2 separate regions of the Homo sapiens genome follow, and region 1 is linked to region 2. Evidence: read pairs that join two places in POLR2A ChIA-PET (ENCODE). Cell type or tissue: OCI-LY7. All regions are shown on one strand. Links, peaks and the distances in the headings refer to the core of each region. The heading gives the core; the rest is flanking DNA.

Evidence for each region. Peaks named below come from ENCODE experiments on the same cell type or tissue, not always from the same donor. Only the 100,000 strongest peaks of a DNase experiment are listed, where the experiment ranks them.
Region 1: POLR2A ChIA-PET joins it to region 2 with 10 read pairs; 5 of 35 experiments call an interaction of 5 or more read pairs at or near these places.

The regions. Positions count from the first base shown.
Region 1 is chr6:10,878,274-10,892,874 of GRCh38, forward strand. GCM2 (glial cells missing transcription factor 2) reads right to left here and starts at 3,768. Exons shown (of 5, transcript NM_004752.4): 1 at 3,431-3,768. The coding sequence starts at 3,520. SYCP2L (synaptonemal complex protein 2 like) reads left to right here and starts at 8,779. Exons shown (of 30, transcript NM_001040274.3): 1 at 8,779-8,862; 2 at 13,240-13,308. The coding sequence starts at 8,854. RefSeq lists a silencer at 3,663-3,957 and an enhancer at 7,946-8,714. In OCI-LY7, for the core only: no CTCF peak of the experiment used is centred there; no DNase peak of the experiment used is centred there.
Region 2 is chr6:10,814,126-10,830,203 of GRCh38, forward strand. It overlaps MAK (male germ cell associated kinase), which reads right to left. Exons shown (of 15, transcript NM_001242957.3): 3 at 4,761-4,815; 4 at 3,725-3,846. Among named protein-coding and RNA genes, the nearest start is that of MAK, 16 kb to the right of the region's middle. RefSeq lists a silencer at 330-515. In OCI-LY7, for the core only: no CTCF peak of the experiment used is centred there; no DNase peak of the experiment used is centred there.

The sequences.
Region 1 (14,601 bases), core at 1-5,000, 58 kb after region 2:
TTTTGCATATAAGTTTCATTGAAAAATCACCCTTTACTGAGCACTTCCTTTTTTCTTTTTTTTGAGATGGAATCTCACTCTGTCACCCAGGCTGGAGTGTAGTAGCATGATCTCAGCTCACTGCAACCTCCGCCTCCCAGGTTCAAGTGATTCTCCTGCCTCAGCCTCCTGACTACCTGGGACTATAGGTGCATGCCACCACGCCTGGCTATTGTTTGTATTTTTAGTAGAGATGGGGTTTCACCATGTTGGCCAGGATGGTCTTGATCTTCCTGACCTCATGATCCACCCACCTTGGCCTCCCAAAGTGCTGGGATTACAGGCATAAGCCACCATGCCCGGCCACTGAGCACTTTCTTTTATGTAATGTTTAGGGCTGCTTTCACACTACAGTGCAGAATTGAATATTTGGAACAGAAACAGTATGACCTGCAAAGCCATATTATGCAATATATATAATTCTCACAACATCTTTGCAAGATGGACATCTTTACTCTTGTTTACTAAATAAGGAAGTGGAGGTTCAATAGATAACCTTTCACAGTGGCATAGCTGGAATATAAACAGAAGATGGGTAGCAGCCAGACCCAGTAGCTTTGCTGGTGTAATAAAGGCTCAGAAGAGTGTATAATAGCAGTAAGCCATTTGCATCTCCTCCCCACTCTTGCCACTCAGGAAAATTAGATCAAACATTTGCAAAGCTGAAGTATTCACAGTTGGAAAATTCAGACTTGTATACATCATTAATACTGCACATTCTAACAGTAATAAGGTTAATGGGTGATTTTGTTTCCAAAATTACAAAGATATTGTTGAAATCATTATTACTACCATAGGTATTATTTATCTTTTCTCTGAAATATTACAATTGACATGATACATCAATGTAAGGTAAGTCACAAATGAAATATATAATGATGTGCTATCAACTCCAAGCTTATATTAAATGCTAATATCTTTGTTTTAAAAGTGAATATTTTAACTTAAGGATCTTAGTAACAAATTGACAATTTTCCAGAAAACAGCATTTCTTTAGCTCTCCCTTAAGGATGTAGACTAGGCCCCCATGCCTCACACGAGCTACTGAGGTAGTGACCCTGGCAATGAAGCCACAGAGATTGTATTTTTAAAATCAGTACAAGAATAGAGGATGTCAAGGATTGGGTTTCACTTGCTCTCAAGTGTTGGCATGTTGTGTGTGTGTGTACATACACACACATAGACACTGAACCTGATCGTAGACCTGGAGGAGAGTTTGAGATGGTTATCTCACTCTACCACTTGATGACAAGTGAGTAAGTAGCCTGAGACTAAGGCAAATTCAAGGACTCTCTCAAGGTCAGACAGGTAGTTTAACTTGCTCACTCGGTTACCCAGAGCAGGGCGATGCTAAGTTTCTTCACTTCTCCATGTCCCAGTGTGCCTGGCCCGTTTGAGATATTACACACATGCTTCCTGCTTAACAACCAGTCTCCTAAAAAAAAGTTCATATTGACATGGGAAGTCTAGCAAATGCTTGAGAGATGAACCATAATTACATTACTTGGATGTGACTTTTCTAAAATGCAAGATATGATTGTTTCCTGTGAAGATGTACATGGACAGAAACAGAATGAGATGCACTTGCTGTACTGTGGTCCACTTTCATGAAAATGGTACCATGTGACTCTAAAGTAGGCAGACTTTAAAACAAAGGAGTGGGCCAGGCACGGTGGCTCACGCCTGTAATCCCAGCACTTTGCGAGGCTAAGGCGGGTGGATCAGCTGAGGTCAGGAGTTCGAGACCAGCCTGACCAACATGGAGAAACCCAATCTCTACTAAAAATACAAAATTAGCTGGGCGTGGTGGCGCATGCTTGTAGTCCCAGCTACTCGGGAAGCTGAGGCAAGAGAATCGCTGGAGCCTGGGGGATGGAGGTTGCAGTGAGCTGAGATCGTGTGATTGCACCCCAGCCTAGGCAACAAGAGCTAAACCCCGCCTCAAAAAACAAACAAACAACAACAAAAAACCCCAACAAACAAACAAAAACAAAGGAGTAAAACACACCTAACCTACTACAAATATATGGATCCAAAAAAGTGCTGACCTCTATGAGAGGCGACACAATGTTGCAATGAATTGTTATTCATCTGAACACCTATCAGACACATTTTAGTTGCGGACAAAATGACCCATCTCTTTTATCCCTGTGCCACAACATTGCTGGAAGCCCACATCTGCAAATGGCAGGGAAGCAACTCTCATTCTACACCCCCCACCCCCTACAGCCAGGACTTCAACATCACTCAATTTTGGCCCTAACCAGTGTGACTAATGATAATTGGTCATTCTCTGGAACTGGCTTCAAACCACCCACTTCATTCACCACTTCATCCACCCCAGTCATTCTTTGGACTTGGCTCCAAACCATTTTTGCTTTATTGAAATAAAGCAAAATACAACAAATTCACCCTAAAAGAATGATGATTTGCTTGTCATTAGAGAAGAAGTAAGTTTTGGGTACAGGTGGCCTTGTTGGCATGACTATGGGGCCTCCTTCCTCTGAGCAGTTAGGGAGGTCTGAGCAAATTGCTCAAGTCGGGCTACTTGTTTTAAATTTAGGTCATTAGATTCACTTTACAGTTGTACCTCAGTTTTGCTGCATGAGAAGCAGTGGTATTTACATCTGCTTAGATTTTCTCCTTAGCTTCCTCATGGATTTAAAGTAAATGAATAAGGAGAGAGGCACCTAATTTCTACCTTGGTTAAAGGGAAGTGAAAGGACAGGCGTCCCGCTCTCCCCAAGACTGGGAATGTGGAGCCTGACCAACATTTCCTGCTGCTTTGCTTGTGATTTCAGGCAAGCACAAGGAAATTGCTGGGAGAAGACACATTTCTTCTTCTTCTTCTTCTTCTTTTTTTGAGATGGAGTTTTGCTCTTGTTGCCCAGGCTGGAGTTCAATGGCGTGATCTTGGCTCACCGCAACCTCTGCCTCTCGGGTTCAAGCGATTCTCCTGCCTCAGCCTCCCGAGTAGCTGCGACTTTAGGCATGCGCCACCACGCTGGGCTGATTTTGTATTTTTGGTAGAGACGGGGTTTCTCCATGTTGGTCAGGCTGGTCTTGAACTCCCGACCTCAGATGATCCACCCGCCTCAGCCTCCCAAAGTGCTGGGATTACAGGTATGAACCACAGCGCCCGGCCAAGAAGACACATTTCTAAACCCAACTCAGCCTTTTGTAGAGTCCAGTTTTCTTTCTACACTTGAGAGGGCCTCAGAAACCCAGAAATTTTGCGGGTATGTGTGTGTGTGTGTGTGTGTGTGTGTGTGTGTGTGTGTGTGTGTGTGTGTGTATGGTCCGTCCGCAGACTCTTCAAGAACTCGAATGCCATTCTCCCTCCTTCGGATGGACAGCGCCCCGCGTGCCCGCACACACCCGGTTCACTTACCTGAGGCATCTGCGGATCGTTGATGTCCCAGCTGAGCTGCATCCCGTAGGAGCACACGCCGACCGCTTCCTGCACCGCGGCCGCCGGCATCTGCCCAACTCGCTCGCGCTTTCCGCCCAGGGTTCTGAAAAATAGAAGAAAAAAGGACAGGTGCGCCAGGTGGGTTTTTTTTCTTCTCTTTAAAGAAGAAAGTGGGGTGTGTGAAGGGGAGGTGCAGAGAGAGAGAAAGAGAGAGAGGCTGTTTAGATATCTGGAAGCTGGGGACAATGGTTATGGACCCGGGCGGGGCCTTGTCCTTGGCCGCGGTGCTGAACGTTCTCCACCCGAACGGCAGCATCGACCTCTGGCAGCTGCCCCCTCCTTTATAAAGATATACCTCCGGGGGGCTCCGCCCTGTCTCGCCTACCTCGCTAGCGCCCACGCTCCAGGGGCCGGTCGCCCCCTCCACCACAGTCCCAGGAACGGAGGTGGAGGTTAAACTCAGCCCTGGAAGCAAATGGAAACTGCAGCCAGAGGGTGGGGGTGGAGAGGGTAAGTAGGAATGTATCCTTTAAGTTTAAAACCTTATTATTTTCTTCTTTTCTTTTCTTCTTTTTTGTCTCACTCTGTTGCCCAGGCTAGAGTGCAGTGGCGCCATCTCAGCTAACTGCAACCTCTGCCTCCCAGGTTCAAGCGATTCTCCTGCCTCAACCTCCCGAGTAGCTGGGAATACAGGTCCGTGCCACCACCCTGGCTAATTTTTGTATTTTTAGTAGAGACAGGTTTTAGCCATGCGAAACCCTGACCAAGCTGGTCTTGAACTCCTGACGATCTGCCCGCCTGGGCCTCCCAAAGTGCTGGGATTACAGGCGTGAGCAACCGCGACCGGCCTATTTTTTTTCTTTTTTCTAAACGCGTCCAGCTTCCCTGATTTCGGAAAGGGGCTTAGATGGAGGCTTTCCAGCAAAGTCCCCTGAGAGCCAACACTCAATTCCAGGAGAGCATGGGAACCGTGCGTGGGCCCCTCTGCCGTCCGCGTGCGCCCTAGCCTGAATAACCGCGCCCACGCCTCCTAGTTAGGGGTCAGCCCATTTTGGGCCTCCACTGCCGGCTCTTCCCCTAACTATTGTGAGTGTCTCGCAGTCTTGGCTCTGCTGTTTGGGACGTGCCAGGGTGCGCCAAGCCTCCGCGTATGCTCGCGAGCCCAGGCGCCTTCACGCTCCCGGGGACTTCGGAGGGACCTGGCCCTGCAGGAACGGAGTCCTACAAAGTGAACCTGGAGGAGGTGGGGGGCGGAAATGAGCCCGGGGTAGGTGGGAGCCTGGGGTAGGTGGGAGCCTGGGGAAGGAGGGAAAGGGGAGAGGGGAAAAGTCCCAAAGAACTCGCTTTCTCCACTGCTTTGGCTCCCTCTGGGTCTCAGCTTCCTTATCTGTTTATCTGTTAAATAAGAGGTTGTGGTTCGGCGAGCTCTCAGTTGCCACCCACCCGAACACAAATCTTTTTTTTTTTTTTTTTTTTTGAGACGGAGTCTCACTCTGTCTTCCCGGCTGGAGTGCAGTGGCGCAATCTCGGCTCACTGCAACCTCCGCCTCCCAGGTTCAAACGATTCTCCTGCCTCAGCCTCCCGAGTAGCTGGAACTACAGGCGCGCCATCGCGACCAGCTAATTTTGTATTGTTAGTAGAGACAGGGTTTTACCAAGTTGGCCAGGATGGTCTCGATTTTTTGACTTCGTGATCCTCCTGTCTCGGCCTCTCAAAGTGCTGGGATTAAAGGCGTGAGCCACCGCGCCCGGCCCACAACTCTTAAAAAAAAACTTCACTGATATAGTCTTGGAAATATCACGACGAAATTGAATTTACTCCATTACAGTCTTGGGAGGCTTTGGAGGACTAGAGAATCGCGGTGGTGCGGAGGTGCGCAGGACAATGTGGGTTCTCCGGGGCTGGGACGAAACCTTCATCATCTGAGCAGCCGACTCGCCCAGGGCTACTCCGGCACATGGAGACCCTCAGTATATATATATATAAAAAAAACAAAAAACAAAAAACAAACAAAACAAAACAAAACCGATTGAAGTGACTAAAGTCACTCTTTGACTACCCCAAGGCCGGATTCTTGGCGGCCAGGGGAAAGGGCTTCTGGAATTTATTGCCCGCGTCCTTGTTTTGCAGCTGCACGCTTCCATTCCCAGCCCCAGCCAGAGAAGAGGAGCCAACTCCTCACGGCAGATCCCTTGATAGAGGAGGATGAACCGAATCCATGACCCTCCAGACCCGGGAAGCGACGCACCCTAGGCCTTGGCACCGCAAAGCCCGTGCTGAGCGCACGGACGGGTGCTGCCCGGGACTCGGCCAGGAGGGCGCCCATGCCAACGCCTCTTGCAGGATTAGTGCCTTCGGTTGGCAAAAGGCGGATAAAGGAAGAGCGAAACCACATCAGGAAGCTAAGGGTGGTCCACGCTCCCTGTCCTTTTACTTCCCGCGCCAAAGGCACAGTGAGGCTTGCTTAGAAAAGTCCATCCCGCGATTGGGCGCAGTGGCTCATGCCTGTAATCCCAGCACTTTGGGAGGCCGAGACGGGAGGATCGCTTGAGCCCAGGAGTGCAAGACCAGACTGGGCAACATGGCGAAACCCTGTCTCTTCGAAAAAAAAAAAAAAAAAAAAAGCCGGGCATGGTGGCGTGTGCCTGTAGTCCCAGCTACTTGGGAGGCTGAGGCGGGAGGATCGCTTGAATCCAGGAGGCAGTGGTTGCAGTAACCTGAGATAGCGCCGAGCCTGGGCGACAGAACGAGACCCTGTCTCAAAAAAAAAAAAAAAAAAAAGGAAGGAAAGAAAGACAGAAAGAAAGAGAGAGAGAGAGAGGAAGGAAGCAAGGAAGGAGAAAGAAAAGAAAAAGAAAAAAAAAAGAAAAGGAAAGAAGAAAGAAAAAGTATCCCAGTCGGTCAGAGAAGCCTGCCAGTGGCAGCGGACCAGCGAACTCTGTTGGGAAGAAAGGCCAACTTCGAGCAGTTCCTCGCGATTTTTTCCTCCTTTATCTTCTAGCTGGGGTCCTCCTCCCAGTCAAAGCCGAAGGGTCCTAGCAGAAGAAAGTGATTTGTTCATTCCCAGCCTCCTTTCTCCCGAAGTTCTCCCCTCCTAAAAGGTCCTGTCAGTCAAGGTTTCTGATTAAAATCACTCTCAAATGGTCGCCACTGAGGTCTAGCTGGGAACGAAGAGATCTGTCTACTCTTCACCCACGAGTTTCATTCACAGATTTTTCATCTTATTAACTGTCTGCCAAAGGTCCCCGAAACTCCTGTTGATTCAGTTGCTTTTCGTGTTGTTTTGTCTTCCAAAATTGAATGAAAATTTATTGATTATCCATTTTAATTATAGTATTTCATTAAATGTTGTAGTCTAAGATAACTTATCCTTTCAAATGTTCTAAAAATAACTTTAAAATGGTGATTTAAAGTTACCTCTGAAAATGCATAGAAATTAATTTTTGGTCTTATTGCAGTGCTAGAATAGTTCTTGTCTCTGTGCTTTTGGAATGTTCCTAGAGAGACCTGACCCGTCAAAAACATAAATAAATAAAACTTTTTTATGTAAAAGGCAAATCAATTAATTTCTAAAGGGATTCTGGTATCCAAAGAAATGTCATAGAGCCTCTACTATATTTAGTTTGAGAAGAATTAGAGTATGCATTTCAAGTTGCCATAAATTATATTAAGACAAAACATGTTAGTAAAAGAAGCTAATCAAAGTAAAAAAAAAACCAGATAAAAGGTATTTTGCCTATTCTGTTATTTTTAATTTCTCTTAAAGATTTGAATGCATTGCACCATAGACTTTGGAAGGACATGTTTTCCCCCAAAGCCTGAAAATAATAGATGATTAAGTTTTCTATCTAATATTATGAAAACTCTAATTTTTAAATATTCTCTTAAAATTCATTTAAACTGTAGTATTTTGTTTATTGCTTCTTATTATTCATTGTTTCTTTCTTGCCCTGGTATTATATTTGTATTGACTCACAATAGCTTATACTCACAGCTGTTCCTGTCTTGATTACTAGTTTAATATTACAAAAGTCCATTCATTGAAAAGGAAAAAAACTTGCGTTTGAATTTCCTTGGTTTAGATTAAAATAGGTAAATTAATGTAAGAATGTTTACATTATACTTTCCAGGAAATTGATATGACAGGCTTTGACATAAACATTGTTTTGAACGGACTAGAAATGTGTGCAAGTCCTGGGCTAACAGGGGTTCTGGTTTTGTTATGTTTTGCTTTGGTGTAGACAAATATCTTCCGTACATATTATGACTTGAAATACTCACAGGTCTAGTTATAATACAAGTTGATTTTTACACAAAGGATGTTTGGATTGGAGGGGTCTTTTTTTTGTTTTTTGTGGAAAACTCTAGTCCAATTTAATTTTGCCACCGTGTTCACACAACTGGCCACCTATCCGAATCAGCCTAGCCATTGGTACGCATACTTGTCAGGTTAAAGGAAATAGGCAAACAAAGAAACAAAAAAACAAAAACAAAAACAAAACTATTTGCTTTGATTAAAAAAAAAAATTCCCCTTCCTCCCCACCACGGTACTTAAAAAACAACCACCAAACACACTTTGTGTGTGTGTGAAATCAGGAATGTATTAATAATATCGGGTACAAGTCTGGTTACCATAGGAAAGGGTTCGGCTTCTGTCTGCACACATCAATGGACCAAAAACTGCTCCTCTGGCTGTTTTTTTTTTGAGACGGAGTCTCACTCTGTCCCCCAGGCTGGAGTGCAGTGGCGAGATCTCCGCTCACTGCAACCTCCGCCTCCCGGGTTCAAGTGATTCTCCTGCCTCAGCCTCCCCAACAGCTAGGATTACAGGCACGTGCACCGCGCCCGGCTAATTTTTTGTATTTTTAGTAGAGACAAGGTTTCACCATGTTGACCAGACTGGTCTTGAACTCCTGACCTCAAGTGATCCACCAGCCTCGGCCACCCAAAGTGCTGGGATTACAGGCGTGAGCCACCGCGCCTGGCCGCCCCTCTGGCTTTTTAAGGCGGGGCAAAAACTTGGAACAGCTACCACAAAGCGAACGCCTATCTGTTTGGAATTTCGCAAATAAGGAACGTTTAAATGACGTAGTTCACATCCTTTGAGTGCTGGCTTTCTCTTAAAGGGTGAGTGCGTGCGCCCAGGTGGTTTGGCCTGTGTGCGCTAGTTACTTGCACGCGCTTCTTGAGTCTCAAAACACAGAGCTCTAGTAAACTTCAGGGGGCGGATTCGTCAATTACAGTTGCGGAAGAAGACTCGACTCGAAGAGCGGTCCGCCACCAGGGCTCTTTCGGCAGCGCCCCCAGCGGGCGGGGCTCTTGGGCGGGGAAGCAGGAGAGGGCCGACCGAGCGCAACAAAGCTGAGCGGCGCGTCGCTTCAGGAACGAAGAAGCCTCGTTATGCAAGCGGTGAGTGACCCCCGAAGGGCCCGGACCTTCTGTCCACAGTGCTAGGGCGCGCGAGGGCGCGGGGTCCCTGGGGCTCAGGTTCTGCCGCCTTGAGGTGTTCGCTCAGAGACCGGGTGCTGGGCATAGTCCCCCGCCACCTCCTTGGGTTTGCTCGGAGTGTATTGGCAGCCTGCGGGGAGACCAGGCAGAATAGAAACCTCGGATCCCTAGCTAAATAGCGCTCAGGGAAAGGGGAACCGGAGAATTCGTGTTCGGAAAGCAATGAGATAGTTCTTTTCTAGTTGCTTTGCGTATTTTCCTAGCCGGTTTTCCAGCCCTCTTTCCACCTTGCTGCGTAGAAAGTGCAGAAGTGTTAAGCAACCCCAAGTGCTGGGACTTCATTTAACCGAACGACAAAGGACAGCCCCTAAGATAAAGCTACAATTATTACTTATCAATAAATAATAAAAAAAAACACATGAAGTTTGAGCCCACCCAGGGACGCCAAAAACAACAAACAAAAACCACCTGGGGCGTGTTTCTAACATTCTTCTGCCTGGGTTCCTGGTGGTAGAAATTCTGATGTAATTGGTCTACGGTGGGCCGGTAGTTTGTTAGTTTGTTAGTGAGGACGCCAGGTGATTCTGATAGCCAGGGGTAACTGCTTGCCTAGATCCAGGAACTCACTCTTGTTCTCCATAAAATCCATCTGTCATCTGGCGCCATCTTCCCAGCCATGGGGAAACAGATTTGGGACAGAAACCTTTCTAACATCAAGCTACGCTTAAATTCAGAGCACTTAAGCATAACCTCCTCACCCTCTCCATCCCTGTTACATTGAAAGCTGCCATTCACTGAGCCATTTTTATGTGCCCAGGCACTATGCTAAGAACATTACAGACATTCTGTCAGTCAGTCCTCACTCCAATCCTTCCATATAGGTGTTACCATCTTTTTTTTTTTTTTTTTTTTTTTTTTTTTTTTTTTTTTTTTTTTTTTTGAGACGGAGTCTCATTCTGTCGCCCAGGCTGGAGTGCAGTGGCGTGATCTTGGCTCACTGCAACCTCTGCCTCCCGGGTTCAAGCGATTCTCCTACCTCAGCCTCCCGAGTAGCTGAGACTACAGGCGCGCGCCACCACGCCAGGGTAATTTTTGTATTTCTAGTAGAGACGGGGTTTCACCATGTTGGCCAGGATGGTCTCTGTCTCTTGACCTCATGATCTGCCCGCTTCGGCCTCCCAAAGTGCTGGGATTACAGGCGTGAGCCACAGCGCCCGGCTATCATCATGTTTTTTAAATGAGGAGACTGAATCTCAGAGAATCTAACGATCTTTTCTGCCTAAACCATCCCACTTTCTGATTTTCCTGTCAGGTTCCTACCCACAAAAGCTGCCACATGATCTTCACAGAAGGGGGATACCTTTCTGTGTACTAGAGTGGCTCCAGAAATTCCAGAAACAGGAAGCATTTCTTTGGAATTTGCAAAGTACTGACCACCAAGGCCAGAGAAGGTTGAAAGGAGGTAGAAATAAAAATAAGCAGAGCATCTCTGCATACGAATTGAACTGAAGGAGAGATAGGGCCGTGTCTATAGAGAAAAGAGGTAAAGAAGCTTAACATAAAGGCTCCCGGGAATATTTTCTTTGGGATGGGAAGTATTTCCCACTAATTCAGAATTTGTTGACAAAACTTAGAAATTATAGATACGTAGCATAGTGTTTATTTGATGTCAGTTTATGCTATGAATTAACACCCTTTTTTTTTTGATACGGAGTCTCACTCTGTCACCCAGGCTGGAGCGCAGTGGCTGGATCTCGGCTCACTGCAACCTCCACCTCCTGGGTTCGAGTGATTCTCCTTCCTCAGCCTCACGAGTAGCTGGGTCTACAGTCACGTGCCACTGCGCCCAGCTAATTTTTGTATTTTTTAGTAGAGACGGGTTTCACCATATTGGACAGGCTGGTCTCGAACTCCTGACCTCATGATATGCCCGCCTTGGCCTCCCAAAGTGCTGGGATTACAGGCGTGAGCCACTGCGCCTGGCCTAACACCCAATTTTAATTGTAGCTTTAGCTGTTCCTCCTATCTCACTTTTGCCTCTACTCAATTATCCACTAACACAATGGTTCTTTTTCTTTGCCTTTATCATTTATTTTTAATTGACACATATATTAATTGACACATAGTAATTGCACATGTTAATTGGGTGTAGTGTGATATTTCCATATGTGTATACAGTGTGTAATGATCAAATCAGGGTAATTATGCATATCCATCACCTCAAATATTTATTTCTTTGTGTTGGGAATGTTCAAAATCTACTCGTATAGCTATTTGAAAATATACAATAAGTTGTACATTATAGTCACCTTGCAGTACTATCTTACTCTAGAACTTACTCCTTCCAGCTAGCTGTAATTTTGTGTTCATTAACTAACCTCTGCCTATCTCACTTCCTCTTTTCTAGTGACCACTATTCTCTCTACTTCTATGAGATCAGCCTTTTTTTTTTTTTTTTTTTTTGAGATGGAGTTTCACTCTTGCTTCCCCAGCTGGAGTGCAATAGTGCAACCTTAGCTCATTGCAACCTCCGCGTCCCGGGTTCAAGCGATTCTCTTGCTTCAGCCTCCCCCGTAGCTGGGATTACAGGCATGCGCCACCCTGCCCGGATAATTTTCTATTTTTAGTAGAGACAGGGTTTTGTCATGTTGGCCAGGCTGGTCTCCAACTCCTGACCTCAGGTGATCCACCCACCTCGGCCACCCAAAGTGCTGGGATTACAGGCATGAGCCACCGCACCCGGCCGAGATCAGCTTTTTTAGCCTCTACATGTGATCAAGAACATGCAGTGTGTCTGTCTGTGCCCCGCTTATTTCATTTAGCATAATGTCCTTCAGGCTCATGCATGTTACCATGAATGACAGGATTTTGTTCTTTTTTCTGGCTGAAAAGTATTCCACTGTGTGAATATACCACATTTTCTTTATCCATTCATCCACTGATGGACACTTAAGTTGATTCCATATCTTGGCTATTATGAATAGCGCTGCAGTAAACATGGGAGTGCAGATATGCCTTTGACATACTGATTTCTTTTCTTTTGGATATATCTCCAGGAGTGGAATTGCTGGATTTATGATAGTTTTTTGAGGAACCTCCATACTGTTTTCCATATTGTCTATACTAATTTACATTCCTACCAACAGTGTACAAGAGTTCCTCTTTTTCCATATCCTTGCCAGCATTTGTTGTTTTTTGTCTTGATAATGGCCATTCTAACTGGGGTAAGATAATATCTCATTTTGGTTTTGATTTGCATTTTCCAATGATTAGTGATGTTGAGTATTTTTTCATATACCTGTTGGTCATTTGTATGTCTTCTTTGGAGAGATGTCTATTTAGCTTATTTACCCATTTTTAATTGGATTGGTTATTTTGCTGTTGAGGTGTTTGAGTTCCCTGTATATTCTAGATATTAATGGCTTGTTGGATGCATAGTTTGCAAATATATTCTCCCATTCTGCTGGTTGTCTCTTCACTCTATTATTTCCCTTTCTGTAAGAAGCTTTTTGGTCTGTATAATTTCATTTGTCTATTTTTGCTTTCATTGCCTGTGATTTTGAGGTTTTCTCCATAAAATCTTTGCCCAGACCAATGTCCTAAAGTGTTTCCCCTATATTTTATTCTAGTAGTTTGGGATCTTAAGTGTAAGCTTTTAGTTTATTTTGAGTTGATTTTTGTATATGGTGAGACATGGGATCTGGTTTCATTCTTCCACATATAAATATCCAGTTTTCCCAGCACCAGTTATTGAAGAGACTGTCTTTTCCCCATGAATGTTCTTGACACCTTTGTCAAAAATCAGTTGGCTATAAAAAAGTAGATTTATTTTGGGTTTATCTATTCTGTTCCATTGGTCTACATATGTGTCTGTTTTTATGCCAGTACCATGCTGTTTTGTTCCTATAACTTTGTAGTATATTTTGAAGTCAGGTACTATGATGCCTTAAAGACACTTTTATTTAACTTTATTTTACAAGCTCTCATTCTGAAAATGGTTTATTAGTTCAAAGCCTTTTTACTTCTACTTTATAATCATCATTATAGAGTTTGTTTATTTTGTGTGATTATTTATTCAAATGATGTTTGCTTTGCTTCTTCTGATAGTTTGTACTGTATTTGTCTTAGACCATGCTAAAGAAGGTTGGATAAAGTTTTTCTCTTTTTTCTAAGTACTATTTTACTTAGACCTATAATATGAGCAAACAAAAATTTCTGTTCAGGAAAACAATACAAACCTTTAATTTTTTTTTTTTTTTTTTTTGCTTTGTGTTTAAAACTTGAAATGCATTTCTTTGAAATAAAAATTGTTTAAAAACATGTTTTTATTCCACACAGAAAAACAAAGATGCTTTGCAGCCTATTAAGGAAGACAGGACTGGGAAGGCCCAGGATGATGCTTTCTGGGTAAAGATCAAGTTTCTTTTATAATCTCTCTCTGTGTGTGTGTGTGTGTGTGTGTGTGTGTGTGTGTGTGTGTGTGTGTGTGTATGTGTATATGAGTGTATGTATTCTTTCTAGTTCTGTGTTCCCTGGGTCATTAGCAAACTTGTTCCTCCAGTTGCTCAAATCAGAAGCAGAGAAATCTTTACTTCTCCTTCCCTAATCTCTCATGTCCAATTTATTACTATATCTAGTCAATTTACCATTAGCTATCTTACCAATATCCTAGTCTAAACTATCTTGTGCCCTGTGCAGATATCTTGTGCCCTAAATGCAGATAGATGATACTGAACAAACTAGAAACAACGTCTGCCTTTATGGAGCTTATAGACTGGCAGAGAGCCAAAGAAGCAGGAAGAAAAAGAACAGGGTAATGAGATGGGGAATAATTGGGAATGTTGAGGAGGCACCTGGTCTACGTAAGATAAGGTGGTCCTGGAAGATCTACCTGAAAAAGTGATGCTTAAGCTGTGATCTGAGTGGAACCAGCCATGTGGAAAGTGGTGGGGTGAAGTAGCCCAGGCCTAGAACAGCCAGTTCAAAGGCCCCGAGGCAAGGAAGAGCTTGACTTATCCTAGGACTCATTAGCAAGGAGGTCAGACTGTCAGAGATCAGATCATGCCACGTTCTGCGGACTAAAGCAAAGGATTTTGGGTTTATTTTTAATGCAGAGGAAGCCATGGCAAAGTTTTGTTTTGTTTTAACGGGATCTCACTCTGTTACCCCAGCTGGAGTGCAGTGGTACAATCATGGCTTACTGCAGCCTTGACCTCCTGGGCTCAAGTGATCCTCCTGCCTCAGCCTTCTGAGTAGCTGTGACTACAGCCATGAACCACCACACCTGGCTAGTTTTTCATTTTTTGTAGAGACTGGGTCTCAATATATTGCCCAGGCTGATGTCAAACTTCTGGGCTTAAGCGATCCTCTTGCCTTGGCCTCCTAAAGTGCTGGGATTACAGGCGTGAGCCCTGCGCCTGGTAATGGCAGAGTTTTAAGCAGGTAAAAGGGAGTGAATTTCAGCTGAGCAATCTCACATAAGTTTGTAACCTTTCCTATCCTTGCTACTTGTATCCTGAGATAAAGAACCTAACCTCTCAGGACCGTGGTAAGGATTAAATAATAACATCTGCAGAACACTTAACACACTTGGCACAAAAAAGCTCACTATGTGTTAACTTAAAAAAGAAAACATTCTGTTTAAATGGAATAATTTTAAATGCTGTTTTCCCTTTTAATTCAGTACTAAGAATAAGTGGA
Region 2 (16,078 bases), core at 5,921-10,920:
TGCCTGGCTAATTTTGTATTTTTAGTAGAGACAGGGTTTCGCCATGTTGGTCAGGCTGGTCTTGAACTCCTGACCTCAGGCGATCTGCCCACCTCGGCCTCCCAAAGTGCTGGGATTACGGGCATGAGCCACTGCACCTGGCCTAAATAGCTAAATTTTAAACTGTCCCAAGAAGAGCAAAGCAAGTTGAAAAACTGAATTACTAACAGATAAGCCAAGCATGCAAATCTGTATTATGCAGGCTTGAAGAATTTGAGAGATGGCCGGATGTGGTGGCTAATGCCTATAATACCAGCACTTTGGGAGGCCAAGGTGGGAGGATCGCTTAAGCCCAAGAGTTCAAGACCAGCCTGGGCAACATGGTGAAACCTTGTGTCTACAAAAAATACAAAAATTAGCCAGGTGTGGTAGCGCATGCCTGTAGTCCAGCTGCTGGAGAGGCTGAGGTGGGAGGATCACTTGAGCCTGGGAATTCGAGGCTGCAGTGAGCTGTGACTGTGCCACTCCACTCCAGCCTGGTGACAGAGTGAGATCCTGCCTCCAAAAAAAAAAGCGGGGGGGAAATAAATTTAGAGATATAAATAAATGCTTCAGTTCTATTCTGCATATTGGTGTTGTCCAGTAGAAATATAAGAGCCGGCTGGGCATGGTGGCTCATGCCTGTAATCCCAGCACTTTGGGAGGCCAAGGTGGGTGGAGGTCAGGAGTTCGAGAGCAGCCTCGCCAACATGGTGAAACCTCATCTCTACTACAAATACAAAAATTAGCTGGCGTGATGGCACATGCCTGTAATCCCAGCTACTCAGGAGGCTGAGGCAGAAAAATCGCTTGAACCCGGAGGGTGGAGGTTGCAGTGAGCTGAGATTACACCACTTCACTCCAGCCTGGGTGAAAGAGCGAGACTCCATCTCAAAAAAAAAAAAAATAAAGAAAGAAATATATATGAGAGCCACTTGTGTACTTAACATCATTTTTCTAGCAGCCATGTTAAAATAAATCAAACAGGTAAAATTAATTTTTAACAATATATTTAATTTAACCTAATATATGCCAAATATTATTTCAACATGTAATCAGTATAAAAATGAGCTGACTGTACCACTGTACTCCAGCTTGGGTGACACAGCAAGACTATGCCTCTAAAACAATGTTTTTTTAATTATTTATTTTTAAAATTTTACCTTTTTAATTTTTATTTTTTGAAAAAGAGATGCGGGCTGGGTGCGGTGGCTCCCCCCTGTAATCCCAGCACTCTGGGAGGCCAAGGCAGGTGGATCCCTTGAGTTCAGGAGTTCAAGACCAGCCTGGGAAACATGGTGAGACCCTGTCTCTACTAAAAATACAAAAATTAGCCAGGCATGGTGGCACGTGCCTGCAGTCCCAGCTACTTGGGGCACCGAGGCAGGGGAATTGCTGGAGCCCAAGAGGTCGAGGCTACAGTGAGCCATGTTTGCACCACTGCACTCTGGCCCTCCAGCCAAGGTGAAAGAGCAAGACCCTGTCTCTGAAAAAAAAGAGAGACACATGGTCTCGCTATGTTGCCTAGGCTGGTCTCAAACTCCTGGGGCTCAAGCAATCCTCCCGCCTTGGCCTCTCAAAGTGCTGAGATTACAAGCATGAGCCATCAAGCTTGGAGTAAAAATTATTAATAAATTTGTTTTGTAACAAGTTTTCAAAATCTGATGTGCAATTTATTTTACATTTACAACACTCTTCAATGCAAACATTTCAGGACTTCAATAGCCACATCTGACTAATGGGTACTGTATTAGTGTAGCTTTATACAGTATATATATATATATATATATATATATATATATATGTATGTTTTCTTTTTTGTTTGAGATGGAGTCTTCTTCTGTTGCCCAGGCTGCAGTGCAGTGGTGCAATCTTGGCTCACTGCAACCTCTCCCTCCTGGCCAACGCAGTGAAACCCTGTCTCTACTAAAAATACAAAAATTAGCTGGCCTCCTGGGTTCAAGCAATTCTTCTGTCTTACCTTCCCGAGTGGCTGGGATTATGGGTGGCCTCAACCTCCTGGGCTCAAGCAATCTTCTCACCTCAGCCTCCAAGTAGCTAGGACTACAGGTGTGTGCCACCACACCTGGCTAATTTTTTAATTTTTTTGTAGAGATGGAGTCTCACTATGTTGCCTAGGCTGGTCTCAAATTCCTGGGCTCAAGTGATCCTCCCACCTCAGCCTCGCAAAGTACTGGATTAAAGGCAGGAACTACCACATCCATCCAGATTTATATATATTTCAAAAATAGATGAAAATTTAATATTTCATGAATTTACATGTATTTCATTTTTTTCTTCAACAAGGGTATCTTGATATTTCATGTAAGTATATATCATTTCAATATTTTAAAGGACAAAATTTATTAGAGGCTGAAAATTAAGATTACCCATAATCCCACCACCTGATTAAGAAACTTTTAATTTTTCAGTATTCTAATCCAGTCCTAATCCATCTGCATACATAACTTTTATATTAGGAATGAAAGTCACATACACACAATTTGGTTTGTTTTTTCACTTACAAGCGTTTTCATAACCCTTATAATTATCACCTTTAATGGTAATAATTCCATCAATATTATATACAATAATTACCAACCTATTTTCACACTAATTATTTATTTTAAATAGTTCAAAAAGTGAAGCTTAGTATAGCCATTTAACAGAATATATTATTTATAACTATAAAGACTAAGTATCCACATAAAAAATACTTGTAAGTAAATTAATCAAATAAAAAACTTTGTCCCACTAAAATTACAACTAAGTAAAAAGGCGTGCATGTCTATATAGAAGGCCTAGAAGGGACTCTGAAAAAGTAAAAACTGATTTGAGGGGCAGAAATTTACTTTTATTTTAATTGACATTAATGTTATGATGATTTCGGCCTGGAACATAAGAGGCATTCAATAAATATGTTTTGAGAAAGGGAAAAATATGATTAAAGAATAATTCAAGTAACATCCTCAGACCTTGAGCGAGAGTGTGTGTGTGTGTGTGTGTGTGTAAGAATCAAAGAGAAATCAACATCATTACTTCGGAAAATTATTTCTAAGTATTTCAGAGTTTGTTGTTGAACATTTCTCACTTTAAAAGCAGGCAAAATGGATGTTAATCTCCCAGACATGACCAGAACCACCACCAAAACATTATCTCCCCAAGCCCAGGGCGGAAGACCAAAGCTCTCCCTTTACAGATTCTGCCCACACATATTTAAAAATTGTGAATTTCCTTGGGATTGGTAACACATCAAGTCTTATCACTGACTTGTGCATTCTAATGACTGAGCTTTTTAGATCCTTTCTTGAAAGCAACTTCATTCCTTTCTCCATTCTTTCATTAACCTTCACAAGATGCTTGGGAGAGCAACCAAGATAATTTTCTCAATAATGCCCAAGGCCAGCTTTATTATTGAGTAATAAACTATACATAAATTTGTATTTTAAAAAGCATAAATAGATAGTATGTGTATTTATATGAGATACTGGCCTTCACTTTCAAGGATTTACAACAGAAAAATGCTGGCTATGTCACAGCTGGTTCTTCAGTGTTAAATGTTACCCTTTGATAAAGGTAACAGAACTGGTTAATTTAAATTTACCTTTTGGAGCAATCAATCTTTCTCTCATAAAGTATGACATATCAAAAGGATCCAAAGAACTCATGGAGAGAATAACAGGGAAAAACATGAATAAAAACATACCTGTCTTTCATTAATTGATAGAGGTTTTCTTTCATATATTCAAATATAAAATAAAGATGGTCATTTTCTCTGATAACTTCTTTCAATTTAATAACATTGGCATGATTAAGTTTCTTCAGAGACTGAAAAATAACAAATATGCCTTAAAATTTCTTAAAAAAAACTTACAGAATTTGGCAAAATTGCATCAATGCTAAGTGTAATAATTACCTTATGTAATTTTCCATTTCTCCTGGGTTCATTAATTAATTACATTTTAATATCTACATAATTGCTTTAAGTAATGAACGTTAAGTGCAAACAATAAATCAAGCCAACAATAGCTATTAAACATTTCAATCTGTTACGTTTTTCCCTTGGTTTATAAATAGGTCTAACTTTTGTCTGACTTAACCATGCAAAGGTATCCAAAATTGTATCCAAGTCTTTAAGCATAAAATCTAAGGAAATGGTATGTAGTAATTTAAAAAGTTGTCTTTGGTGGCTGAGCGTGGTGGCTCTTGCCTGCTATCCCAGCACTTTGGGAGGCTGAGGCGGGCAGATCACCTGAGGTCAGGAGTTGCAGACCAGCCTGGCCAACATGGTGAAACCTTGTCTCTACTAAAAATACAAAAATTAGCTGGGCATGGTGACACACACCTGTAGTCCCAGCTACTCGGGAAGCTGAAGCAGGAGAATCACTTGAACCCAGGAGGTGGAGGTTGCAGTGAGCTGAGATCACACCACTGCACTCCAGCCTGGGTGACAGAGTAAGACTCTGTCACAAAAAAAAAAAAAAAAAAGTTGTCTTTGCATAATATGATTTTAAGATGCTCTTTTAAAAGTGAAAGTGAATTTTCAAATGTGAGGATATAATTATACGCTGTTCTCCACTGACATCAGAACCAGAAGAAATGAGAAATTAATTTAGGAATATAAAGGAAAAACAAACAAAATTATCTTCAGAATGCTTCCCACAGAGAATAAAATCATCTTAACTACGGTCCTCAGGTAGTGTTAAGGCCTTCTCAGGTTCTTTTCATCTTTAGGATTTTACCTTAACTTCTCTCAAGTTCATGCATTCATCCCAAGAATAGAACTTTCTCTTCATCCTAAAATAAATTAGGGAAAGTTTAGTGTTCAGGGATTGAGGATTCAAAGACACACATTACACTGTTGGCTTTCTTACTCCACTACTGGTTCACTTTGGGCGAGCTATCTTTCTCTGTCCTCATCCTTATAAGGAAATCACCTCCTATACCTCAAGGCTACTTGGTAGGCCTACGTCACATCCAAAATTCAGCTTTAATCAAAAGTGAAAAAATTACCATTAATCTTCTTTTCTGGGTGAGTTCTTAACATTTCTCTAATCAGTTTAATTGTGCCTTTCTTAAAGGGTCCTTTTCAAGATTCTCTCTTTTTAGAACTTAAGAGGCCCATAAAGTTAAATGTCTCCCTACTTAAATGATTTAAGTTGGCAAAAATTCAGAAGTAACTACAAACGTTAGAAATGGCTTTCTTGGCCGGGAACGGTGGCTCACGCCTGTAATCCCAGCACTTTGGGAGGTTGAGGTGGGCGGATCACAAGGTCAGGAGTTCAAGACCATCCTGGCTAACATGGTGAAACCCCGTCTCTACTAAAAATACAAAACAATTAGCTGGGCGTGGTGGCAGGCGCCTGTAGTCCCAGCTACTTGGGAGGCTGAGGCAGGAGAATCACTTGAACCCAGGAGGCAGAGGTTGTAGTGAGCCAAGATTGCGCCACTGCACTCCAGCCTGGGCGACAGATGAGAAATGGCTTTCTTGAATTTTGTTCTTTACTTCCCCTCTTTCATCCCAATGTTGGTTTCTATTAGAGATAAATATACCAAAAGTGTATTTAAGAGTAAAAACTATTTCCACTATATACACCAGTTAGTTGTTGTTTTTATATGAACATGTGTTTTTATATGAACAGATTTTTAGTCACCATACAAAACAGGGGATAATAAACAGGATTCATGGCCGGGCGCGGTGGCTCACACCTGTAAGCCCAGCACTTTGGGAGGCGGAGGCGGGTGGATCATGAGGTCAGGAGATCGAGACCATCCTCGCTAACACAGTGAAACCTCATCTCTACTAAAAATACAAAAAATTAGCCAGGCGTGGTGGCGGGCACCTGTAGTCCCAGCTACTTGGGTGGCTGAGGCAGGAGAAGGGCGTGAACCCGGGAGGTGGAGCTTGCAGTGAGCCGAGATCGCGCCACTGCACTCCAGCCTGGGTGGCAGAGTGAGACTCTGTCTCAAAAAAAAAAATTTAAAAAAAACAGGATTCATATTCTAAAAAATGTTTCTTCAGGCATGGGAATTATAAGGCTGGGCTGTGAAAAAGAAAAACCAAATATGCCATGCTGCTTTCATTTAGTATTATAATCTCCTATCGAGATGTTCCAGAAGATCCTTGGGAAGCTTAGCGTTGTCTTTATTAATTACAATAATCCTTAAGATCCAGAGGCTCTATGGGGGTATAATACACAGGTGAGGAAATGAGTAAAAATTGGCAGCACAACATCACAGCCAAGAACAGAGGCTGTGGAACCGCACTGCCTGGATTCAAATCCTTGCCCAGTCACTCACCATATGACTTTGGACAAGTCACCTAATGACCTGTCTGTGCCTCAAATTCCTTAGCTAGCCATACAGTAGAAACTACTGCATAAGAAAAGCATCTTGCAAACTGCTTAGTTCAGCACTCAATAACTACTAGATGTTTTCATGTTTACCAATATCTATGATTGACTATAAGACGAAATAAAGGACATCACTGAGATGACCTCAAGGGCATCACTGCTATTATTTCTAAAATATCCTTAGTGAATCAGAATTTCATTTGCAGTTACTCAGGTACTAGATATTTATGAAGAAGCGTGATGAAATGGGGGTTTACTAGCTTATTAAAAGATACTTTTCAGTGCCATAGATTTATAAAATGTCTTGCTAAAATGTAAAATGTAAATCTAGCACAATGATGAATTTAAAATAAAACAGAAGCCAATTCAAATACAGCTATGAAAGAAAAGTTGATTAATAAAATGATCATATCCATGTGAAACTGCACATATAATCTGCTATGATTCTTTTTATTTATTTTATTTTTTTTGAGACATGGTCTCATTCTGTCACCCAGACTGGAGTGCAGTGGCCTGATCATGGCTCACTGTAGCCTTGACCTCCTGGGCTCAGGTGATCCTCCCACCTCTGCCTCCTGGGTAGCTGGGACTATAGGTACATGCCACCACGCCCAGCAACTTCTTGTATTTTTTGTAGAGATGGGGTTTCACCATGTTGCTCATGCTAGTCTCAAACTCCTGGGCTCAAGCAATCTGCCCACCTCGGCCTCTCAAAGTGCTGGGATTACAGGCATGAGCCACCACACCCAGCCTGCTATGATTCTTGAAACGTAATTTCAGAATTTTATTTCATTTTTGAGATGGAGCCTCGCTCTGTCACCCAGGCTGGACTGCAATGGCGTGATCTCGGCTCACTGTTACCTCTGTCTCCCAGGTTCAAGCGATTCTCCTACCTCAGCCTCCCAAGTAGCTGGGATGACAGGTGTGTGCCACCAAGCTCGACTAATTTTTGTATTTTTAGTACAGATGCGGTTTTGCCATGTTGGCCAGGCTGGTCTCGAATTCCTGACCTCAGGTAATCCGCCCACCTCAGCCTCCCAAAGTGCTGGGATTACAGGCATGAGCCACCACTCCAGGTCTAGAATTTTAAAAGTATCCAATCTTTTAGAAGCCAAATAAAAATACGTTCAAGTTACTTTTCAAGCTTCAGTGATAACTGAAACTTTCATTCTACCTGTAAAATCTGCACTCTCACTGGCATGCTGGTGTGCGCCTGTAGTCCCAGCTACTCTGGAGGCTGAGGCAGGCGGACTGCTTGAGCTCAAAAGTTAGAGGCTGTAGTGTGCTATAACCGAGCCTGTGAATAGCCACTGCACTCCAGCCTGGGCAACACAGGGAGACTTTGTCTCTTAAAAAAAAAAAAATCTGAGGCCGGGCACGGTGGCTCACACCTGTAATCCCAGCACTTTGGGAGGCCAAGGCGGGCGGATCACGAGGTCAGGAGATGGAGACCCTCCTGGGTAACAGGGTGAAACCCCATCTCTACTGAAAATACAAAAAATTAGCCAGGCGTGGTGGCGGGCGCCTGTAGTCCCAGCTACTTGGGAGGCTGAGGCAGGAGAATGGCGTGAACTCGGGAGGCAGAGCTTGCAGTGAGCTGAGATCGCACCACTGCACTCCAGCCTGGGCAACAGAGCGAGACTCCGTCTCAAAAAAAAAAAAAAAAAAAAAAGCTGGCCGGGTGCGGTGGCTCACACCTGTAATCGCAGCACTTTCAGAAGCTGAGGCAGGTGGATCACCTGCGGCCAGGAGTTCAAGACCAGTCTAACCAACATGGAGAAACCCCGTCTCTACTAAAAATACAAAAATGAGCTGGGCATGGTGGCGCATGCCTATAATCCCAGCTACTTGGGAGACGGAGGCAGGAGAATCGCTTGAACCTGGGAGGCAGAAGTTGCAGTGAGCCGAGATCGCGCCATTGCACTCCAGCCTGAGCAACAAGAGCAAAACTCCGTCTCAAAAAAAAAAAAAATCTGTATTCTCTTCATCCATCCAGATGTACTCTCTTCATCTCTTCTTCTTTCCAGCAATTACCACTTCTCAGCAGTACTTCCCTTCCCTAAGGCAATGCATGTATCTATTTACAACAAATACAGAAGTTTCCTTACAAAATGATTATCCCAAAGGTAAACCAATTGCTTAGAATAGCTAAGAAAAGGCATTTCCTTTTAGGTTCCTTGCCATCTTTTGTCATTTATTAATTCGTCAATATCCACTCCATGCCAGGGCAATGAACAAATAAGAGATGGTACCATGGTGTTCCCATCTGACACAGGAAATCAACTTCAGAAATAGAACTACCTCTCAAGTTCTTAAAGGGCAGAGGGCTTAATAGATATTTATTAACTTAATTAAGTGAGGGAATCTTTCTACCATCCTCTATCATAAAGTAAATAACTTTTTTTAAAAAAAATTGCAGAAAAGACAAGATTTCAGTGATCTAAATTAAAACTCCCCAAAGGAAACATTCAAAGAAACCTCTTATTTTGTTCAGTGTAGTGTTCTCCCAACTTCTAACCATTCCCCCTCCAACACATCCTAGCCAGTTTTGACTGCATTTCTAGACCGCTCAAAAGGTTTGCCTGCTGAATTAAGCACAGACTTTCTTCTCCATGTTTACATTAGCAGATTACACCACCCTGTCCATCATCTACCAACTGCCATGCCATGCCCTTGCTTCTTCAGGCCAACTCCCAAAAGCAGAGGGCCAGCATTCAGCTTCTTCTCTGCTTCTCAACGTAATTCTGAACTTGTTTACTTCCTACTTGTTAAATTCCATATGGAACTTGTTAAATTCCATATCTAATAACACATGGAACTTGTTAAATTCCATAGCTGAACTTCTCTAATTCCAATAGAAACCCCCACTCCCAGCCCCCGACACCGGCTCTTTTGTTTAAAAGGTTTTTAGAATGAAAACACCTTCCAGGTAATCAATTTCCCTTTAAGGGGACATGTTTACTGCCCACTCTGAAAATTAAGAATAGGCAGCTCTTCTTCAGCTACTCCACAAAATGTATTCAATGTAGAACGTATTTATTTATTTATTTAGAGACAGAGTCTCACTCTGTTGCCTGGGCTGGAATGCAGTGGTGTGATCTCAGCTCACTGCAACCTCCGCCTCCTGGGTTCAAGTGATTCTCCTGCTTCAGCCTCCTGAGTTGCTGGGATTACAGGCACACACGACCACACCCGGCTAATTTTTGTATTTTTAGTAGAGATGGGATTTCACCTTGTTGGCCAGGCTGGTCTCAAACTCCTGACCTCAGGTGATCCACCCCACTTGGCCTCCCAAAGTGCTGGGATTACAGGCATCAGCCACCACACCCGGCCTGGAATTTATTTTTAATTTTAGGGGAAAAGTATCGATGGATCTTAAAGCGGTATCTAACAAGTTATACCTAGAATATTTATAGCCTAAATTGGAAATGCCTAAAATTTTATATCACCAAGCAAAAGATTGATAGGATATTATGGGATGTGAATTGTTTTGGTAACAAACAAAAAAAAAAAATGAGAAGGGAGAATGAAGACTCTAATATCTGTAATTTTCAGGTAAAGTTTATCCCTCTATATCGGGCTTTAAAGAGATGGCAAAGCCTGCTTGTATGACTCTTGTAGATAACAATCACTGTCTCATTCAGACTTGAGGAGTAACGGCTATAGTGAATATTCAATGTAGGTTAAACTGATAACCCTGCCAGTAGCCTGGCTTCACAGTTGCTTAACTCCTAAGAGATGTTCACCTCTGTCTTACCACAGTTACCATAAACTCCTTGTTATGAGGAATGGTCCTACTGTCCAAGACCTAACAACCTAACTTCAGACTCTTGATCATAACCTCCTATCCTTTTCACCGTCGCTACCCTCAAAACTTCTTTATACAACCTCTTTCTTGTTCAACTTGTGGCTATTCCTACAACCACCTGTGTGGCGTGGTTTGCCTCCTCATCCAGCTTGGCCCCACCATCAGCCTTTCACCCACTACACTCTCAAGATCACACACACGTTCTGAACATCCCCTTCTCCCACCGTTCCACTGCTCCTGCCTTGTCATCCTCCAGTCTCCCCTCTCCTGCCTTGTCATCCTCCAGTCTCCCCTCTCCATACAGATGGGTGGAGGTGGAAAGCAAAGTCATGAAAATGCTCCCAGCGGCTCCACTTTCACATTCGTCCATGTAATTTCAGGCGGACTCTTCCTGACACTGGGCAACCCCTTTGTGGCTTTCTTAACAACTCAGTAACTCATCCTTCACAACTCTCCAAAGCTCCATGCCTCCACTGCCGTACTTCCCGCTACTCCTTGTCCCACTGCAGTCTGGCTTCCACTATTCCACTGGAACAGTGCTCACCGTGGCCGCCAGTTATGTCATATTCCCCAAACCCAAGGAACACCACAGCCGATGATATTGTTGAAATATCACAAGGCCATTTCCAGCCCCTTTCCTTCTGCCTCCTAATATAGAGACTGGAAGAGTAAATACTCACTCTCTCAGCCTCCTTTGGAAGAGAGACCACGTGACCCAATACTAGCCAGTAAGATGTAAGGGGATGTCCTTGAGGACTTCTGGGGAAGAATTATCACTAGCTGATAAAAGATGAGAAGAGTTTGCTCGTATTATTCTGCCCTCTTCCCTCCTTGAACATGGACGTAATGCCTGGAGGTGAAGTAGCCATAAGGTGGTCATTAGGTGACACATTTGAGGACAAAAACAATGCTAACCGCTCAGCATGAAAATCATAGAAAACATCTGAATTTCTTGGGTACAATGTTGAGCCATTGAAAGAGCTCTGGAATCATCACACTCCAGACTTCTTGATACGTGCTTCTGCTTCTTTAGATCTTTCCCTTGGTTTCAGATATTTTCTACATTCTCCTGGTTTCTACCCTATTTCTCTGGTGGCTCCTCAGACTTTTTTGTAAGATCCTATTCCAGGGCCCATCCTTTATATGCCATGGTTTCTCGGTGCCCTAAATGAGGACCTCTTTTCTTCTCCCTCTAAAGAGTTTCAATTGCCATCTGTAGACTAACCATTCCAAATCATTAGCCTGCACCTCTGTTTTGAGATTTAAATGCAAATATTCAATTGACTAAAAGTCATCATGCCCCAGACTGAATTCAGCTTTACCCCTAAGCCTGTGATTTTCCCCTCCTTGACATGGTACATGGTACATGGCACCACCACTATACATTTAAGCCAGAATCCCAGGAGTTAGCCTGGACTCTTCCCCATTTTTTACTCCTCCCTCCACCCTCATGCCCAGTCACCAGTTTCTATAGAGCCTGCTTCCTACATGTCCCTTGACTGTATCCACTTACATCCATCCCCAAAGCTATTTTCCTGTCAGGCCACCACCACTTCTAACCAACATGACTGCACTGACCTTCTAACCTCTAACCAAGATGACTGTATTGACCTTCTAACTGGCCACCTGGTGTCCAGTCTTGACCTCTTCAATCGTCTCCACTCTTCTGCTAATCAGCCAGTTCCAAAAATTTGATCACATCAACAATTCTGCTGAAAATCCTTCATGACCTTCTAGTCTTCAAGATATACACGCTCCTTCATCTGGCTTCACGACTTCACCTGCTAGCCTCACGTCCCTCCTCTGCCCCACTCGTAATCCACGCTCCAGCCACCTACACTTCTTTCAGTTACTCAGCCCCAGTTAGGCCCTCACACACTCTCTCTCGCCTCCAGGGCTTCATACGTACTATTTCTTACTCCCTGGAGCATTTCCCCCCACCCCCCCTTTTAAAAAAATAATTTTCTCTCATTCTTGAGGTCTCAATGACTTGGGAAGACTTTTGTGATACTTCTCCAGTGTGGCTTATCTAGGCTCCCACAGGACCCAATATTCCCCCATCATAGGACTTAGCATACTTGATGTTGTAACTTCTTGAATCTGTTGGTCTTCCTGAGTATATTGTAAGACATCTATTTTGTCCCGATCATGAAATACAACAGGAGTTTAACAATTTTGTGCTAAATGAATTTTTCAATTTTCTTCAAGTCTTCCATGGGACTCCTCTTCTCATTCATTTTTGCTCCATCTTTGCCTAAGGTGGAGCACTGCCCAACACACAGTAGATACTGCATGTGGCAGACACACGGTAAGCTGAGTAGCTGAAAGCCCTCCTTCTCTACCTCTTCATTCACAGAGTCAGCTTTTACACAGGAATATAAAATGCTCAGCTAAGTAATCAGTTTCCCAGCCTCCCTGCAGCTAGGGGTGCCATGTGGTACACTTCTGATCAACGAGAAGAAACCCTATGCATTCTGGATGGGATGTGAGAAAGCTTTTGCTTTCCCAATTAAAAGAGTACAGTAGGCCGGGCACGGTGGCTCACGCCTGTAATCCCAGCACTTTGGGAGGCTGAGACTGGTGGATCACCTGAGGTCGGGAGTTCGAGACCAGCCTGACCAACATGGAGAAACCCCGTCTCTACTAAAAATGCAAAATTAGCCAGGCGTGGTGGTACATGCCTGTAATCCCAGCTACTCGGGAGGCTGAAGCAGAAGAATCGCTTGAACCCAGGAGGCAGAGGTTGTGGTGAGCTGAGATCGCGCCACTGCACTCCAGCCTGGCAACAGAGCAAGAATCCATCTCAAAACAAAACAAAACAAATACCATATTTTTGAAGGATAAAACAAATACCATATTTTTGCCACTCAGAAAAAAATGATGGACATTTTGTCATATAAAACCAGACAGTAATAACCATCTGTGGGACTGTACCCAAGACCCAACACCCCTTCTGATTCGCCTACCCTCCTCCCCAGAACCCATGGCTATCATGGATTTTGGGTGTATCTTTCCAGGCCTTTAAAAATATTTTTGTATATGGATGTATTTGTATATAATAAAGTATTTCTTTGTGTGAATTTACATAATCATTTAATCTACAAATGTGGGCTATTTCAGCTCATTTTGTCTAATAACACTCATTTCTTAGGTTTCTGTCTTATAGCAGTAGTAAGTATCCCCAATGCAATCCTAATCAGCAGGACTGCTAGCAGGCATTTGGGGTTTTCAAACAATTTGTACTGATATTACTTCTGATATTTCACATTAATATGAATTATATAGGTTTTCGTACTAATTCACATTAATATGAATTATGTAGGTTAGGGAAGTTTCTTTTTATTCCTATTTGCTAAGTTTTTGTTTTGTTTTACTTTTGTTTTTGTTTTTAGATAGGGTCTCACTAGGTCACCTAAGCTGAAGTACAGTAGTGGTGGCACTATCTTGGCTCACTGCAGCCTCGACCTCCTGGGCTCAAGCAATCCTCCCACCTCAGCCTCCCGAGTGGCTGGGACTATAGGTGAGCACCACGATGCCCAATTAATTTTTGTATTTTCTGTAGAGGTGGGGTTTCACCATGTTGCCAAGCTGGTCTCAAACTCCTGGGATCAAGCGATCCTCCTGCCTTGCCCTCCCAAAGTGCTGGGATTATAGGTGTGAGCCACTGCATTCAGCCAAGAGGCTTTATCATAAGTTTTTTAAGAAATCAATGTTTGTTTTTTTTAGTTCATCAAATCACAAATGAGCACTGAATTTTATTAAGCCTATTCAATTTATTTTTCATTTCCATTATTGTATATTATATATTTACTTATCTGATGATAATGACTATTTAAAAATATTTTATGAAGTTATTTCCTTGTACATGTAATGGTTTAGATCATAATATTTTAAAACATTTGCTAAAGTATTTAAATTTTAGTTTGTCATAATTTGGTTGATGTGGTAATGTGGAGATGCGTATCCCATGAGTACGGGACTGGTTCTGGTGGAAGTCAACTGCCATGTCCCGAGGCTATTCAAACAACCCTCTGGAAAGGCCCAAGGAAGGAGCCTCTGTAAAAGGGAATTGAGGTGCCTCTTGCCAACAGCCAGTACAAATATGCCAACCCTGTGAGTGAGTGTGATGGGTTCAACTGTGTCCCCCAAAACTCCTATATTGAAGTCCTAGCCCCCAGACTTTCACGGTGTGACAGTATCTGAAGATAGGGTCTTTAAAAAGGTAATTAAGTTTAAGTGAGGTCTTTCAGGTAGGCCCAAATCTGATATGACTGGTGTCCTTATAAGAGGAGCCTGGGCAACATGGCAAGACCCCATCACTCCAAAAAAATTTTTTAAAAATTAGCCACATGTTGTGGTACACGCCTACAGTCCCAACTACTCTGGAGGCTGAGGCAGGAGGATGGTTCAAGCCCAGGAGGCTGAGGCTATAGTGAGCTATGTTTGTACCACCGTACCTCAGCCTGGGCGACAGAATGGAACCCTGTCTTGAAAAAAAAGAGGGGGGAAATGTGGACACAGACATGCACAACGAGAAGATCATATAAAGACCTAGAGAGGATATGGCTGTCTACAAGCCAAGGAGAGAGGCCTCAGAAGAAACAACCAGCAGATACCTTGATGTTGCACTTCTTGCCTCCAGAACTGTGAGGAAATAAATCTCTGTTGTTTAAGCCAACCAGTCTGTGATACTTTGTTACAGCAGCCCTAGCAAACCAAGAGTGAGCCACCTTGGAAGTAGATCCTGCAGTCCCAGTCAAGCCTTCGGATGACTGAAACTTCGGCCAATTATCTGACTGCCATCAGAGAACCCAAGCCAGAACTACCCAGCTAAGCTACTTCTAAATTCCTGACCCACAGAAACTATGTGAATTAATAAATGTTTCTTCTTATTTTAAATCACTAAGCTTTGCAGGTATTTTGTTATGCAGCAATAGATAAACACAGTGGATTAAAAACAAACAAATTAACAACAATTCTATTTCATAAGTTCAGGAATATAACATATATCATTCAGAACTCAATTTGACATTATGAATACCATCTGATTTTGAGACCTTGTTTTAAAGAAATAATAAGCCCTACTCTGCACTCAACTTTAAATGTGAAAAACAGGTCAGGAATGGTGGCTCACACCTGTAATTCCAGCACTTTGGGAGGCCAAGGTGGGTAGCTTGCTTGAGCCTGGGAAGTCAGGACTGCAGTGAGCCATGATCACACCACTGCACGCCAGCCTGGGCAACAGAGTGAGACCCCCATCTCAAAAAACACAAACAAAAACGAAAACCAACAAATAAATTTGGAAGAACATTCCAAAGATCACCTGTAGTTTTGGTCCAAATGTATTATACATATAAAAAAGGAGGCACTCATATTTTTTGGTTTATCAGTGTAGCTGGACAAGCCAGACAGTTAAAGTAATATAGAAGAAAAACAGCAGAATTCCTCTTTGGCAATGTTCTTTTCCAAGAATGACATTCCACATGAGCCAGATGCTATTTGATCTAAACTAGACCTCTTTCTGTGCTCGTATATATTCTTTTTTTTTTTGAGATGGAGTCTCCTTCTGTCACCCAGGCTGGAGTGCAGTGGTGCAATCTCAGCTCACTGCAACCTCTGCCTCCCAGGTTGAAGCGATTCTCGTGCCTCAGCCTCCTGAGTAGCTGGGATTACATGTGTGCACCACCATGCCTGGCTAATTTTTGTATTTTTAGTAGAGACAGGGTTTCACCATGTTGGCCAAGCTGGTCTCAAACTCCTGACCTCAACCCAAAGTGCTGGGATTGCAGGCATGAGCCACCGCACACAGCCTGTGTGCACGTGTGTGTGTGTGTGTGTGTGTGTGTGTGTGTGCGTGTGCACGTATATATATATATTTTTAGACGGAGTCTCACTGTAT